Regions from separate parts of the Mus musculus genome. Here region 1 is linked to region 2. A link is a loop called in an ENCODE intact Hi-C map of the cell type or tissue named here. Cell type or tissue: gastrocnemius. All regions are shown on one strand.

The links. Peaks named below come from ENCODE experiments on the same cell type or tissue, not always from the same donor. Only the 100,000 strongest peaks of a DNase experiment are listed, where the experiment ranks them.
Region 1: it touches region 2 in a loop (23-fold over the local background); 15 of 42 quality-filtered maps call a loop at or near these places.

Annotation. Positions count from the first base shown.
Region 1 is chrX:38,364,796-38,367,295 of GRCm38, reverse strand. No RefSeq gene overlaps it. Among named protein-coding and RNA genes, the nearest start is that of Atp1b4, 50 kb to the right of the region's middle. In gastrocnemius, no CTCF peak of the experiment used is centred here; a DNase peak (open chromatin) is centred at 1,226.
Region 2 is chrX:38,258,813-38,261,312 of GRCm38, reverse strand. No RefSeq gene overlaps it. Among named protein-coding and RNA genes, the nearest start is that of Tmem255a, 7.6 kb to the right of the region's middle. In gastrocnemius, a CTCF peak has its summit at 1,506 (motif pointing left); no DNase peak of the experiment used is centred here.

The DNA.
Region 1 (2,500 bases), 110 kb before region 2:
CTTCCTTTCCAATTTGAATCCCCTTGATCGCCCTTTGTTGTCGAATTGGTCTGGCTAGGACTTCAAATACTATTTTGAATAGGTATGGAGAAATTGGAAGCCTTGTCTAATCCCTGATTTTAGTGGGATTGCTTCCAGCTTCTCACCATTTACTTTGATGTTGGCTACTGGTTTGCTATAGTTTGCTTTTATCATGGTTAGGTATGGGCCTCCAATTCCTGATCTCTCCAGGACTTTTATCATGAATCGGTGTTGGATTTTGACAAATGCTTTGTCCGCATCTAATGAGATGATCATGTGGTTTTTGTCTTTGAGTTTGTTTATATAGTGGATTACGTGGATGGATTTTCGTATATTAAACCATCCCTGCATCCCTGGAATGAAACATACTTGGTCAGGATGGATGATCGTTTTGATGTGTTCTTGGATTTGATTAGTGAGAATTTTTTTGAGTATTTTTGTATCGATATTCATAAGGGAAATTGGTCTGAAGTTCTCTTTCTTTGTTGGGTCTTTATGTGGTTTCGATATGTGAGTAATTGTCGCTTTGTAGAATGAATTGGGTAGAGTACCTTCTGTTTCTATTTTGTGGAATAGTTTGAGAAGAACTGGAATTAGGTCTTCTTTGAAGGTTTGATAGAACTCTGCACTAAATCCATCTGGTCCTGGGCTTTTTTTTTTTTTTTTTTTTTTTTTTTGGTTGGGAGACTATCATTGATGGCTTCTATTTCTTTAGGGGATATAGGACTGTTTAGGTCATTAATCTGTTCCCGATTTAACTTTGGTACCTGGCATCTGCCTAGAAATTTGTCCATTTCATCCAGGTTTTTCACTTTTTTTGAGTATAGCCTTTTGTAGAAGGATCTGATGGTGTTTTGGATTTCCTCAGGATCTGTTGTTATGCCTCCCTTTTCATTTCTGATTTTGTTATTTATGATTCTGTCCCTGTTTGTCGCCTCCCATACTGGCCAGCAGAAAAGAGCGACAACAGTATGTTCTTCTCAAAGCAGTTTATTCAGGAACCTTTCAATATCATGCATGAATCTCTCTCCAGAAATCAATCTCTCCAGGAAAAAACAACAACCAACCCGCCCCCAATCTCAATCCCTTATATAACCCCTCAGTCACACCCTATCAGCCCAGTCCACGTAACAGCAGTCCATTGGCCAGAATCATCCCTCGTCATATGGTCCGATCTTGCATCATGCTGCACCTGCACAGTTCTCACGATGGATGCAGCTTATTTTCAGGTGTATGAGGAAGTCAGGTGCAAGTGATAAGACTTGGCTGCAGTCCCGGGCGCCATCTTGGAACTGCTGCCACACCCACTCCTCACACCTGTGCCCTCTAGTGAGTCTGGCTAAGGGTTTATCTATCTTGTTGATTTTCTCAAAAAAAAAAAAAAAAACAAAAAACAAAAAACAAAAAACAAAAAACAAAAAAAAAACAGCTCCTCGTTTGGTTGATTCTTTGAATAGTTCTTCTTGTTTCCAGTAGGTTGATTTTGCCTCTGAGTTTGATTATTTCCTGCTGTCTACTCTTCTTGGGTGAATTTGCTTCCTTTTGTTTTAGAGCTTTTAGGTGTGTTGTCAAGCTGCTAGTGTATGCTCTCTCTAGTTTCTTTTTGGAGGCACTCATAGCTATGAGTTGTCCTTTCAGGAATGCTTTCATTGTGTCCCATAAGTTTTGGGTATGTTGTGGCTTCATTTTCATTAAACTCTAAAAGTTCTCTAATTTCTTTCTTTCTTTCTTCCTTGACCAAGGTATCGTTGAGGAGAGTGTTGTTCAGTTTCCATGTGAGTGTTGGTTTTGTATTATTTATGTTGTTATTGAAGATCAGCCTTAGTTCGTGGTGATCTGATGAGATGCATGGGACAATTTCAATATTTTTGTATCTGTTGAGGTGCCGCAGACCCTCTGGGCCCCTTTGTCTGCGTGGAACAGGTCTCTAGTCGCAGGTGGGCAAAGCGTTGGATGGAATGACAGACAGATGCACACAGGAGAGGTTGTGTAGAATCTGGATGTAATTTGTCAAATCGAGCATCAAACTTTTTATACAGAAGAAAATAGGGAAGTTGGGTGACACACCAGCAAGGTACAAAGTGGTTACTGGATTCTTACACAAAACAGAGGAATACAAACACAGAAGGTCTAACAGGAGCCACCTGGTATAGAATTCATTGTTAACAACTGGGATCAAAAAGAGCTCCACCTAAGATCCACTGAATCTTAAAAGCCAGGGTCAAGGGCTTCGTGCCCTTGCCATAGTTCCTATTCTAGTCTATTGTATAGTCCACCTTTCCCTTAGGCCATTGTAAATACATGTGTATGGGTGTAACTCAGCTATCTATAGTTCTAAGTATCTATTCTGGTTCCTCTTTAGGTCTCAAACTTCCTTCTTCCTAGATGATGGTAATTTCCTGTGTAGGGCAGTGACTTGGCTTTTATTCAAAGTGATTGTGTAATGCCAGAGGCAATTCTGAATGTCACTGAATAGGCA
Region 2 (2,500 bases):
GGAACAAATAATTCATAAGGATCATATGATCAAAGAGCTCTTGCTTACACCCAATGTAGTTTCATTTTTATATTAACCTCATGAGAAAAGATATTATGAAATACTGAAAACAGAGATCTGCATGCTTCCCATTTCACAGGCATTAACATAGATTCAGAGAGATTTGCTAATTTGGTCAAATACATATAGATGGAAAGTGGTCTTCTGACCCCAAGATTTAAGCATACTTAGCCATGCCAATACAAATGAATACTAGTAGATAGACTTTCTAAAAAGAATAACTTTTAATGGAGGTGTCACACAATGGCTAAAGAGTTCACCTCCAAGTAGGATATCAAGATAAATGCTTGTAGACAGCCAGAGAGCGTATTTGAAACAATGAGTGATTGTTTCAGTTTGGGTAAGGGGAGGCAGATAGGGTGGGAGATAGCAGAAAGCAGGCTTCCTTTATTGGTTTAGATGTTCATATAGGTGCTTCTCCCCTTCTTTCCTGTCAAACAATAGGTGTCAGATAAATGCCTTATCTGAAATTAGGCCTTGTGCCAGACGCTGGAGAGATGCTGGGTGCGATTGGAGGAGCAACAATTATGCATCTGTATTTGTGCTACCCTGAGTTGGGCTGCCCTTGGTCATAGGTACCAGCAGCCTCTGGCTGCCCACACTCTTTAGACAGTGCTCATTCAAGTTGAGGATATTAATATCAAGATAGGACATTATAACAGTATCAATAATGTAAGACAGCTCCGTGTCCTTAAAGCACAATGTAATTTAAAATGCAGTGTGTAGTAGACTGCAACTTAATTGGAAAGGATGCCTTGGACTATTCGGGATGCTACAGAACATTTGGCATACCCATTAAAAACTGTTCTCCAGAGCCCAGGAAACTAATTGCAAATGGTTAGGTAATGCATATCTGATGGAAGGAAGATTTTCTCTTAAATTGATTCTGTGGTGTGCACACAGGCATGTTCACCACATTGCTTATAGGTATAAAAAAAACCTGGAACTAAATTAAATATCCAATCGTGGAGGTTTTTTTTTAATCTAAAACCCTATGGAATAATATGCAGCATCTTTAAAAATGAGGTAAATTTATATATAGTGACATGGAAAATAGATTCATAAAATGTGTTGGGTTTCCTTAAGTATGTTATAGAATAATGTTTACAGTATGGTTCAATTTTTGTTCACTATTACAAATATGTGTGTACTCATCTGCTTATTGTATATTCAGAGGAAAAGTAGAAATGTCTCCAATAAGATTCCTTATAAGTTCAGTTCTATTCCCTTTAAACAGTAATACACTAAAAACACAGGCTTAGGGAAATCCTTTCTAGTGAACATAGTTGCTGCCTGTATCACTCTCTGTATTATGTTTTGCCCCCAAATTTCTGTCCCCCTTCCCCAAGTGTCTGTACAAAGTTCCTTTTATTTTCCCAGTGAGGCCAGTGTTCTACCAAACTGTTCCTTCTGGGCAATCCACAGAGTAGACAGCCCTCTACTGGTGTACTTTCAGGGGCATAAACAGCTGTACCAGGATAAGTACTTGCCCACCTGCCAGCGAGAACAGGCATTAATCACACCAGTGAGAACTACAAATTCCCTTGAAAGAGGTGTCACATTTTCTGAAACTTGTACAAAGGCAAATGAAACTGAAATAGGTGAGTGTGTGTGCGTGTGTGTATGAGAGAGAGAGAGAGAGAGAGAGAGAGAGAGAGAGAGAGAGAGAGAGAGAGAGAGAGAGAGAGAGTAGGAGAGGGAGGGAGGGAGAGAGAGAAAGAGAGAGAGGGGGGATGGAGGGAGGGAGGGAGGGAGGGAGAGAGAGAGAGAGAAAGAGAGAGAGAGAGAGAGAGAGAGAGAGAGAGAGAGAACTCAAAAAGTCCCTGCACATCCTGAGTGACTTCAGGCATACACGGCAGGGATTATTCACTGAGAATATAATTAACACCCACCCATTTATTTAATTTGTTTATTGAACGGAATTGGTTGACTGACACTAATTTTAGTAGGACAATTTTTAAATATATTTTAAAAATACAGGAAAGTATAGAATAATTTTCTACTTTCCTACTCAGATATAATTAACGTTTCAAATGTCCTTTGACTCATTTTGTCTGTATATGTATGAAATATTAAACAAAACTGGGATCAAAGCATACGTGTAGATATTATCCCACCCCTTCACTTATTGTTATGTATATTTCTAGGTTCTTAAATATTTAAAGATACAATTTTTACTAGGTGTATTCAAAATTCATTATGTGGCTATGGCATCATCTCCTTAATCATTCTCCTAATTTTGAGCATTTTTCACTACAAATTTTAGGCTGTAAATAACATTGCTATTGCTGTCCTTCCACATAAATCTTAGTCCAGACTTCTCTTTCCCTAGTACAAATTCCCAGAAGTGGAATTACTGGGTCACAGAGTGTAAACATTTTTAAAGGTTCTGCGGAGCAGTTTTAACTGGTAGCAGATCTATTGATTCCCAGAAACTACT